3 separate regions of the Homo sapiens genome follow, and regions 1 and 2 are each linked to region 3. Evidence: chromatin contacts called from ENCODE Hi-C or POLR2A ChIA-PET data. All regions are on one chromosome and are shown on one strand. Each heading gives the region's core, a stretch centred on a gene start or an enhancer-like site at or near the end of the contact. The rest is flanking DNA. Distances are from core to core; before and after follow the strand shown. Region 1 holds the start of E2F6 (E2F transcription factor 6). Region 2 holds the start of MBOAT2 (membrane bound glycerophospholipid O-acyltransferase 2). Region 3 holds the start of RRM2 (ribonucleotide reductase regulatory subunit M2).

Region 1 (3,819 bases), core at 224-2,723, 1.3 Mb after region 3:
AGTTTCTACACTTATTATCCAGCCACAGGCAAGCCGGCGTTACATGCATCTCCAAGTCTGTTTTGGCAACCGTGAAACAAGAATAATAATCTTTTAGTATTATAAAACACTGCTGTGAGAAATGAGAAATTAAATGAGGCAATAATCACAAACTATTTGGTAGGGGAACCAGGCATAATGACTTGGGAAAATGTTTAATTACTACTAGTTATAGAAAGAAAGCAGCAGAGAAATTGAAAATACGGGGAGAGGTCGGGCTCGGTGGATCACCTGAGGTCGTCAGGAGTTCGAGACCAGCCTGGCCAACACGGCGAAATCCCGTCTCTACTAAAAATACAAAATTAGCTGGGTGTGGTGGCGCATGCCTGTGATCCCAGCTACATGGGAGGCTGAAGCAGGAGAATCTCTTGAACCTGGGAGGTGGGGGTTGCAGTGAGCTGAGATTGCGCCATTGCACTCCAGCCTGGGGAACAAAAGTAAAACTCAATCTCAAAAAAAAAAAAAAAAAAGAAAAAAAAGAAAGAAAAGAAAAAGAAAATGCATTTGTTGAGGGCCCTGATAACCGCGGGGAATACAGCATCTGGTCCTGAACAAGAGAAGAAATCAGCCTTTGCAGGAAAGGGAGCCAAATTTCCTAACCATTTTCTCTGTCAAACAGGTGGGGAGATAATTTGATGAATGGGAGCTGTGGCGTGGGAAATATAAAGCGTGGACAAGGTTTTAAACGGCTGCAGTAGAGCAGAAGGATGGGAGAGGAGGCAGAAAAACAAATGATAGGTTGCAGAGATACAGCTAGAGTCCATAGAAGGAGATAAACATGGACTCTCTAATGCAAAGTTGAGCAATTTTCTCCAACAGTGCTCTGAAGTTCCGATGTAAAAGCCTAGAAGACTGATACCACGTCTGTGAGCAGATGCTGAAAGCAGAAGGCGGGAGAGCGCAGTTCGCAGCACGTGATGGGCAGCGCCTGGCCCAGGGGGAGCAGACGACCCAGACGACGGCCAGCGGGGTTGGCGGCGGCGCGGGGAGGAGGGGGCCGGATTTGGGAGACCACCGCCCGTCCCCGTCCCGTCCCGGAGCTTACCAGCAGGCCCTCCACGTTGATGGGGTCTCGGCACCGACGGCGAACCGTCTCCTCCGTCGGGTCCAGGAGGAGACTGGGTAACTTCCTCGCCGGCCGCTGCTGACTCATGCTGCCCGGCCGGGCGTCCTGCTCCCCTCGCACCCCACGAGCTCTCCCGCCCTCTCGCGCTCAGCTCGAGCACCGCCCCCCACGCGCCGATTTCCAAGGGCCCAGCACCTAAGGGGTCCGCGGCTTCCTCCGAGGCGCCGCCCGGCTAGGCCGTCCCGCCCGCCAGTAAACGCGGCACGGCCTCACGTGCCCGGGAGCTCCCGACGCAGACGGAAAAAGAGGAGGGAGACCCGCGGATCTCAAGTCGCCCGGCCCGCCATCTTCCCGCATGCGCAGTACACCGCCCCCCTCTGCGCATGCCCGCCGCTGCCGGAGCGCTCCCACGCACCGATCCTCTCCCGGCGGCTGCCGCCCGGGAAACCCGGACCGCGGAATCCACGGAGAGGCTGGCAAAGGAAAAGGAAGAGGTGGAGCCGAATTCCAGAGGAAGGGAACAGGGGTGAGAGAAAAGAGGCAACCGGGAAAACCCAGCGGTCGCCTGGAATTCTCGACGGTGATAACTGAAAGTTCTGAGGTGATAACTGAAAGTTCTGAGCCGCAGAGATGTTCATTTATTCCTTTTTTTTATTTTAATTTTTTTTTTGGTCGCCCAGGCTGGAGTGCAGTGGCGTGGTCAGGGCTCACTGCAGCCTTGAATTCCCGGGCTCAAGCGATCCTCCACCTCAGCCTCCCAAGTAGCTGGGACTACATGCGCGCGCCACTGTGCCTGGCTAATTTTTAATTTTAATTTTAGTAGAGACAGGGTCTCAGTATATTGCCCCGGCTGGTCCTGAACTCTGGGGCTCAAGCCGTCCTCCCACCTTGGCCTCTCAAGTGCTGGGATTATAGGCGTGAGCTACCACACCCAGCCTTCATTTATTCGTGAGCTCTGTTAGCGCATCTTACAGGCAGGTCAGTGTTGATGCTTAGTAAATGTGAGCAACCACACCATTGTGGAATCGTTTTACCTCTGCCTGCCCGCCTGCCTGCCTGCCTGCCTTCCTTCCTTCCTTCCTTCCTTCCTTCCTTCCTCCTTCCTGTTTGACGAATGAGTTATCGTTGACCTATAGTGTCAGATATTGGGGTGGGCACAGGCGATACTTATTCGTTTGAATATGCCACGGGTTCAACCTCCAATTTCAGTGGGGACAGATAAGTAAACAGAGCATGTTAATTTAGCTGGAGCCAGAAGGTGTGTTTTCAAGTCCTGGCTGCCTCTACGTATAAACTAGAAGACCTTATTAAGCCAGTTACTTAATCTGTCTGTGCCTCAGTTTCCTTATTTGGAAAATGCAAATAATGACAATACTTACCTGATAAGGTTGTTGTGAGGATTAAATGGATTAATGGATACAGGTTGCTGTGATTAGAACAGAGGCCAGCACATGTTTGAAATAAAAAGGCAACACACCGTGGTATGTACAGAGTTGGAGGGAAACAACTGGTTAGACTGGGGGTTTCTACACAGCCTGAGGTGGGCGAGGTGAGGCAGGGAAAAATCCCCGAAGAAGCTGGTTCCCCACTAGACTGTGAGGTCAGAGGCCTTCTCTAATCTTTTTTTTTTTTTTTCTGTCACCCAGGCTGGAGGGCAGTGTCACGGTCATAATTCACTGTAGCGTCAAACTCCTGGCCTCAAGTGATCTCCCAGCTAAGACTCCCAAGTAGCTGAGAGTACAGGTGCATGCCACCATGCCTGGCTAATTTTTTTTTATGTTTTATTTTATTTTATTTTTTGAACTCCTTACCTTAAGCAATCCTCCTGCCTCAGCCTCCCAAGGTGCTGGAGTTATAGGCGTGAGACACCCATGCCTGGCTTCTAATCTTTGTATCTCTATCATCTAGCAAAGTGTCTGGCAAATAAAACATGCTCTATTAATGTTTGCTAAATAAACGATGAGAAAAAAAGAGAACGTAGCGGAGGTCTCGAGAAGACTGCATATTGTTGCAGAATGGAGAATTTCCCAGAGCCGTTAGAAATGGCCATTTGAAGGCATTTATTCAGCATCTGCTATGTGTTTGGCATTCCACATGCATTTGCTTATGTAAATCTCATATCAAAACTGAAAGATAGGTATTTTTCTGCCCAATTTGCAGATCAGCAAAATTAAGATCAGCAGGATTACAAAAATTTACTCAAGGTCCTAGTAGGCAGTGGTAGAGGCAGGCTTTGACTCCACAACTGATTAATTAATTTGGCATTCAGATCTTTAGGAAGATTCTTCAAGGACGACTAGATTCTCTACAACCAGAGTTGGGGTTGGGCAAGTAAAGGTGGGGTGTGGATCAGGACGGAGTAGCAAGTGGTCCAGGCTAAAGAAAGAGCATGAGCACAGAGCTGGGGAGAGTCGGGGAAATGGCACAATCCTCACACTTATTGTGCCTGTGACCTGGCTTTTCCCCAAGACATAATCTTTTGCACATTTTTTTTTTTGAAGCATCTCTCATGGGCCAAGCAGTAGGGTAGGTGTTGAGGGAAGAACTGAATCTGATGGGGCCTTACCTTGTGTTCCAGGGGCTACTAGCCTGGGGGAGATACATAAGCAGAAAGCATAAGTACTAAATTAGAGTGTGTCTAACACACAATAGCAGCACAGCAGAGGAAGAAAAAATAATAACTGAATTAGTTGTAAACTACAGGTGCTTTTCCA
Region 2 (3,488 bases), core at 438-2,937, 1.1 Mb before region 3:
ATACTGGAAGTAGCCTATTTAAGGCAGGAGTGTGATATGCTAAAAGGTCATACACTGCACACCAGTGTGGAAATGTCAGCAAGAATCCTCCGCGGGGCCGGGAGGATGAAAAACCCTAAATTCTGGTCAATTTATTAATAAAGAGAGAAGAATATTTTCTTCGAATACACGATTAATTTCACTACCATACTTTATTAGCAAGACACCCATTAGAACTCTTGTTCAAGACAGGTGGGGGATAGGTACTTTACTATTAACCAGAAGTTATGACCGCGATGTGGAATTTCAACAGAAGCCACAATTGTTTAACACTCCTTCGACATACTTAAGGCGATTTTATTTAAAACAGTAAAGCACAAAGCAGCTAGTATCCTAATGTCAGGTTTCCAGCTTGCTGCTATGGAAAGCCGTCTGGACAAGAAGGAATCCCGTATTGAAGTGAAATCCCTGAAGACTAAATGACAGCAGCACCTTCAAGTTCAAGACAGTGAACCAGTATCCCGTGTGAAGTCCAAACACTTCCAGGTTAAGTACACTTGAAATAACTGTAAGCAAAATTTCCAAAGTTAACTACCTTTAGCCTGGGGCTAGAGCAATCACCTAACTATACACCCCCGCCCCCCAGCCCCCGCCTCATTAACAACTTCCCTAAATCTCACTGTCACAACAAAATACTTCCAAACTTTCTTTTCTCAGTAAAAATGGCGCTGCTTTTCCCATCACAATGCTGTTTATTTCTCAGTAATCGTTAGGCCCTTTAAACCATCAAACTCGATTGGCCTCATTTAAATACCACCCTTCCCTAGACACTGTCAAGAGCTTTTCTGAGGGCTGGGCAAGGAGGTAAAGTGGCTGCATCAATCTACAAGGTTGCCACTTTGTCAGCAAGAATCCTGGGATTAACTCCGACTTTTCTTCATAACCTGTCTGCCTTCCCACAAACTGTTGCCTCTGTCTCTCTTAAGCCACAATCCAACGCAAACTGTCCCCAAAGTGCAGTAGCGCTTAAGCCTCTCCGGGCCCCTAGCACCCATCGACGCCGTCTCTAAGGCACCCAGCACACCCAGACCCATGCATCAGCCTCTCCGGGGGTCGCTCAGAGGCGCGCGCGGGGCAGGCAGCACCACGCCAGGCTCCCCAAAGCGCAGCCTTCCGCACCCTTTCCACAACCCGGTCCATGCGCACCGGGGGCTGCTCCGGGACCCGACCACCGGATCCGAGCGCCGCTGCCGCGAAGGGCAGGGACCGCATGCACACCCGCACGCCCATACGACCACCCTCCCCGGGGGCTGTCGCCGGCAACAACGCCCGGCCCACCTCCCGCTCGGCCCGGGGATGGCGGGCTGGGGGCGCACCCAGGAGGGAGGGGGCTCTGGGACAATAACCGGCTTGTTGCCCCCTCCCTTCCAGGGAGCGGCGGGTAGGGGGGCACCGGGCGCCCGGCCCCAGCCCCCACCCTCCTCCCGGGCCCCCGGTCGGGTGGCACCGCGGCGGGGAGGGGCGGCGAGGGCGCGACGCCCGGCGCCAGGGCGCCTCGGGGTACCTGGTCGATGGGCAGCTGCACGGCGTTGCTGAGGGGCTGCAGCAGGGTGGAGCCCGTGGTGCTGGTGGTGGCCATGGCCGGGCCTCGGCGCTCCGGCCGCCCGCGCCGCTCGCCCGCTCGCGCTGTGCCGGGCGACGACGAGGATGGGGATGCAGCGGCGCGCCCGCCCCTGGGCCGCCCGCGGTCGGAGCTCTGCGCGGGGAAGGCCGGGGAGGGGCCGGGGGCGGTGCCCGGCTCGCACCTCCCCCTCCGCCGCCACCTCCTCCCGCGCCCGCCGCCCCCGACCGCCCTGCACAGGCGCGGCCCGTCCTGCCGTCGCCCCCGTCGTCCCCGCCCCGGCGCCCCAGCCGCATCCCCCGCCCCCGACTTCCAGCAGCTTCCAGCGGCCCCCTCCCCACCTCGCGCGCTCTCGCTCCAGACAGCTGCGCGACCCAATCGCGGCGCGACGCCCTGACGCCCGCAGCCAATCAGAGAGCGCCGGCCGCGCCACGCCCCTCCCCCGTGCCGAGGACCCGGGCGAGGGCGCCGAGGCGCGGCCCGGGCCGTCGCCGGAGAACGGCTGGCCAGCGTCGTGGGGCGCGCTCCTCGGGTGAGAGCATGGAAGAGCGTCTTTGCCCCTCACTCCTCGGTTTCTCCTCCCTGGAATGTCGCGGCCCCCCACCCCTCTCTGGGAGAGACGGCAGACAACAAAGGGGCCCGGGGTGGCGGCCGGAGGGACGATGTGAGGGACGCCGCCGAGCCAGCGCCAGGGGAAGTTGGGGACGAAGGTGGGGGCTGGGAGGACGACAAACCAAAACAGCGACCTGGCTGAGAAGCCCCTTTGTCTGGGAGAGTGCCGGGTGAAAGCCCAAAGCTGAGAGCAGCCCCGGGGTCTGACGCTTTCGTCACCCTGCAGCCGCACCCGGGCCTTTGGGTGGTGAGAGCTGGGCCTGGGTTCGACGCCCGCGGGCGCAGGGAGACCGGCTCCCCTTTGCTGTGTGAAAGTTTAGTTCTTTGTAGCCAGCCGCCCTCGTTGAAGGCCCCACCTTCTTCCTGAGAAAGTTTCTAAGCATCCCTTCACCCCTTGAGCGCAGGCACCCCCAGACTGTTGAAGTCCGCCAGGTTTACATACCCTGGCGGGTCACGTGTATATATAATCCCCCCAACTTCGTAAAAGTAAGCCATTTGAGTTCCTTTAAAATGCAAACGTCAACTTCTGTTCAGAAGACTTTAAAAGAGGAGAAATGCCACAGCAGTTATGAGGACAAATCAAGACTCAAGGATTTGGCAGTTTAACTTTGGTAGAAATAACTAATGTTTACTGAGAGTTTAACCACAGCTTTAATACTTTTGGTATTTAATCCTCACAATAACCGTGTGAAATAGACACTTTTACACACCCTCCTTCAAGGAAGTTGAGTCACAGAAGAGGTAACTTGCCCAGGGGCACACAGCTGGTAAGTAGATTGGAATCCAAGTAAATCTACATTTAGAGCCGACCTTATCACTAGGCCTTCATCTCTCTCACACTTAACACCCATTCCAGAAACTCCCGTCAGCTATCAGTTATACCATTGGGTTGATGACTAGCTTAGAGTCTTGAATAAGAAGGCAGCACAGATAAAAATACACCTGCCTTAGTAATCAGTCTGTGGGCTTACGTTTGTCTCTCTGAAAAGGAGGCAGTGGAACTCATCAGTGCAATCCCGTCTTGCCTAGAATCCTTTCACTGGTCGACTCAATCCTAGTTTGGTGGATTCTCAGCTGAAATGGAATAGAGGATAAAAGGAAGAGTAAAAAGAACAGGACCTTCATTCCCCCAGGGGAGTGTTCCAGTGGGATTTGTAATCAATTAGAGAGCTGCTTATTACAGTATATTAATCCAAAAACCCAGACCTATTAATATTATATTAGAAAGAAACCATTTTTTTTTCCTTTTCTTCACTTTAGAAAAGTAGAGGAAGCG
Region 3 (3,777 bases), core at 260-2,759:
TTAAGAAATGAGAGAAACAGACCTAGGTGGGGAGGGTACCTGTCCCACCCCACCCTCTTTAAAGTATCTTATCTAGAAAAGGCTTTGTGAAAAAAAAAGTCCCGGGTCTCTCTCAATAACAGCCCTGAGCGCAGCTGTTGAAGCTTTCTCAGGTTAATGATTTCTTTCTTGGATCTTAAAGTTTCTTTCTCTTCCTTTATTTTTGGCATTTTGCCCGTTGCAGGGCCTGGCAAATCAGAAAGCCACATAGAAAATTAAATGAAAGCTATTGCTAAGTTCCAGTCTCTACACCAGTGGAGTTTTCAAACTCCTCTTCAGCATATTTGACGCCCAATGAGTAGTACATTAATTCCTAGTCCTAAAATCATTCTGTGAACTTTCTCCCAGGAATTTTTGCTCAGTTTGCAATTAAAACAACTTTTTTTCTTCTCTTTTTAATGGCAGAGGCGGGGTCTCACTATGTTGCCCAGGATGGTCTCCAGCTCCTGGCCTCAAACAATCCTCCTGCCTTGGCCTCCCAAAGTGCTGGGATTACAGGCGTGAGCCACCGCGCCCAGCCACAGTTTGCAATTCTTAAGGCAAGGGTGACAATAGGGGTCAGGGGTCTGACAGGAGACAGGATTTCTGTGGAAAACTGCACCAAGGGCCTTCTCGCCATGTCCCGTAGTTTGAAGGTTTACAAAGGACTGCACATTTTACATGAGTCATCTCAACGAACGCTCTCCTCACCGCATTAACAGTCCACGCGGTTACGAGTCCCATTTTACTCACGGGGACACCGAATCTGTAAGAAGCCTGGTCGCTTGTCCCAGCAAAACGAGCCACGGGGCTCAGCGGCCCTAACTTTTAGGCTGTAGGGTCCTCGCCGACCACCCCGCCAAAATGTCAGGCCTCGGGGCCCTTGCACCCCCACCGCAGGGACACGGATCGAAAGGGTCGCAGCAACGCCTCCCCCGCACCCAGGAGCGTTTTCCAGGCCTTTGCACCAACCTCGTTGGCTAAGCCCCCTGCCCGGCGGCGGCCCGGCTGGGAGGAGGTGCTTTCGGGAGGCGGGGCCGCGGCCCGGGGATCCTCTCGCGCCCGCGGGCTCCAATCGCTGCTCCTCACGCAATCCTAAACGGTTCCCGGGCGAACCGGGGCCCGCGCGCGCCAAGGCCGCCGAGACCCTCAGGGGCTGCGGCCCTGGTCCCGCGGGACCTGTGGGGGCCTGGGCGGCGGCGCCCCCGACCCAGCCAGCGGACGGGCCGGGGGGGGAACCGGGAGGTCCCGGGGGGCGTCCACGGGGGTGTCCCCGGGGGTCTCCGGAAGGCGCCGGCGGAGGCTCCCGCGCTGCGCTTGAAAATCGCGCGCGGCCCCGCGGCCAGCCTGGGTAGGGGCAAGGCGCAGCCAATGGGAAGGGTCGGAGGCATGGCACAGCCAATGGGAAGGGCCGGGGCACCAAAGCCAATGGGAAGGGCCGGGAGCGCGCGGCGCGGGAGATTTAAAGGCTGCTGGAGTGAGGGGTCGCCCGTGCACCCTGTCCCAGCCGTCCTGTCCTGGCTGCTCGCTCTGCTTCGCTGCGCCTCCACTATGCTCTCCCTCCGTGTCCCGCTCGCGCCCATCACGGACCCGCAGCAGCTGCAGCTCTCGCCGCTGAAGGGGCTCAGCTTGGTCGACAAGGAGAACACGGTGAGCCCGCGGGGAGGGCGCTGCGGGCAGGGGAGGGAGGCAGGGAAAGCGAAGCCGCTCCTCACTCACACGCGTCTCCCCGCAGCCGCCGGCCCTGAGCGGGACCCGCGTCCTGGCCAGCAAGACCGCGAGGAGGATCTTCCAGGAGCCCACGGAGCCGGTGAGTGGCGGGCGTGGGGCAGAGGGGCCAGGGACGGCCTTGGGCGTCTTGGCGCCAAAGCCGCATTGTTTCCTCAGCTGTTCACACTCCCGCCCCGGCTCCTTTCCCGCCTAGGCGGCCCCTCCCCAGGGCTGCCTCCCGCGCCCCTCGGCCCATTTCCCGGTTCGGGCGTGCGCTCCTCTGCTGCGACCCACGGAGTGCGACGGGACAGCCACGTTTTCACATCGGGCCCCGTGAAATTGCCGCCAATGGAAAGGACTTGGTCCAGAAAAACGTTAGTTTCATATGGTTCGCCCGGTACTTAAATGTTTTATTTTCTCCCCCAACAGAAAACTAAAGCAGCTGCCCCCGGCGTGGAGGATGAGCCGCTGCTGAGAGAAAACCCCCGCCGCTTTGTCATCTTCCCCATCGAGTACCATGATATCTGGCAGATGTATAAGAAGGCAGAGGCTTCCTTTTGGACCGCCGAGGAGGTAATCGGAGGACCCCAGAAGACCCCTGCAGGGGTGACCGTCACGCCTCAGACATAAATGCACTTGGAGGTTCCCGTTGGCAAGGGGGGCTAACTGTGGGGCATAGTAAGTGGTGCCAGCATACTTAAAGTTTGAGTGCTCAGTGTGAGTCCTGTAGGCTTTACTCTCTTCCTTTTATGCTAAAATTGTGACTTCCGAACCTCAGGTGGACCTCTCCAAGGACATTCAGCACTGGGAATCCCTGAAACCCGAGGAGAGATATTTTATATCCCATGTTCTGGCTTTCTTTGCAGCAAGCGATGGCATAGTAAATGAAAACTTGGTGAGTTTCCAAAACATCTTTCATTCATTTGACGTTGACGATCTGAGGTCGAACTAGTTCGCTTTCCTCGTCTTGTATGTTTTTCCATGCTGAGTGCATCTGTGTGTGTAAGCTGGGTTTTATATTACATGGCATTTCCTGTTTTGTAACACTTTGCAGTTCTTTCTTATGGTATTTTCCCGACTCTAGAGAAGCTGAGACAATATTAAGTGGTAGCAATGTGATGACTCTTTGTGGCCACCACATCTGCCCCCTCTTTTTTTTTTTTTTTTTGAGACAGAGTCTCACTCTGGCCCAGGCTGGAGTGCAGTGGTGTGATCTTGGCTCACTGCAACCTCCGCCTCCTGGGTTCAAGCGATTCCCCAACCTCAGCCTCATGAGTACCTGGGATTACAGACGTGCGCCACCATGCCTAGCTAATATCTGTATTTTTAGTAGAGACAGGGTTTTACCATGTTGGCCAGGCTGGTCTCGAACTGCTGACCTCAGGTGATCCACCCACCTTGGCCTCCCAAAGTGTTGGGATTACAGGCGTGAGCCACCACGCCCGGCTCTGCTCCCTCCTTTTTGTGGCTTTGCTGTTTTAATAATAATTTGGTTGTATCTCTTATTGCGAATGGATCTTTCTTGACATAAATTAATTAGGAAATCGAGCGCTCACAAATCCTATTTTATATGTATCTATTTCCTGATATGTAAGTTGAGCATATGACATAAAATATCAAAGAATTGTGACAAATTGGATGAAATATATATAGAAATAAACCTTATAATGGTACAAAGAGTGCGATGCTGCCAGTATCCGTTGACAGTTGCTGCTGTTGGTTTTTTCTCAAGCTTAACTTTGATGTGTTTTGCCACTAGGTGGAGCGATTTAGCCAAGAAGTTCAGATTACAGAAGCCCGCTGTTTCTATGGCTTCCAAATTGCCATGGAAAACATACATTCTGAAATGTATAGTCTTCTTATTGACACTTACATAAAAGATCCCAAAGAAAGGTGAGTATTCAAGTGGTATGCCAAGATTTTTAGGACTCACTAATTGTTGATTTATTACACATTTTTAGTTCACCTAGGGATAAAAATGACTCCAGAATGACTAAGACAGTCATAGGCATTCCCAGCACCCGTGGTCATGTCTGCTCTTAGCAAGGG

The links. Hi-C counts contacts between places; a loop is a spot of excess contacts on that map. ChIA-PET counts read pairs that join two places held with the same protein, here RNA polymerase II (POLR2A). Pooled maps may share reads with other maps.
Region 1: a map of CD8-positive, alpha-beta T cell shows a loop between it and region 3 (9-fold over the local background). The contact joins the promoter of E2F6 here to the promoter of RRM2 in region 3. A Hi-C loop is called at or near these places in 2 of 168 maps with a recorded cell type or tissue (CD8-positive, alpha-beta T cell and naive thymus-derived CD4-positive, alpha-beta T cell) and 6 of 50 pooled maps.
Region 2: a map of CD4-positive, alpha-beta T cell shows a loop between it and region 3 (6-fold over the local background). The contact joins the promoter of MBOAT2 here to the promoter of RRM2 in region 3. A Hi-C loop is called at or near these places in 1 of 168 maps with a recorded cell type or tissue (CD4-positive, alpha-beta T cell) and 6 of 50 pooled maps. POLR2A ChIA-PET finds 5 or more read pairs at or near these places in 1 of 52 experiments (A673).

Annotation. Positions count from the first base shown.
Region 1 is chr2:11,464,688-11,468,506 of GRCh38, forward strand. E2F6 (E2F transcription factor 6) reads right to left here and starts at 1,474. Exons shown (of 7, transcript NM_198256.4): 1 at 1,085-1,474. The coding sequence starts at 1,192. RefSeq lists enhancers at 668-1,225, 1,226-1,782, 2,210-2,289.
Region 2 is chr2:9,001,997-9,005,484 of GRCh38, forward strand. It overlaps MBOAT2 (membrane bound glycerophospholipid O-acyltransferase 2), which reads right to left and starts at 1,688. Exons shown (of 13, transcript NM_138799.4): 1 at 1,544-1,688. The coding sequence starts at 1,618. LOC124907728 (a long non-coding RNA gene) reads left to right here and starts at 2,080. Exons shown (of 2, transcript XR_007086199.1): 1 at 2,080-2,132; 2 at 3,473-3,488. RefSeq lists an enhancer at 345-999 and silencers at 764-1,058, 1,602-2,061.
Region 3 is chr2:10,121,230-10,125,006 of GRCh38, forward strand. RRM2 (ribonucleotide reductase regulatory subunit M2) reads left to right here and starts at 1,510. Exons shown (of 10, transcript NM_001034.4): 1 at 1,510-1,668; 2 at 1,754-1,828; 3 at 2,158-2,301; 4 at 2,507-2,623; 5 at 3,488-3,621. The coding sequence starts at 1,570. RefSeq lists enhancers at 1-183, 232-787, 545-614, 635-744 and silencers at 965-1,564, 971-1,471.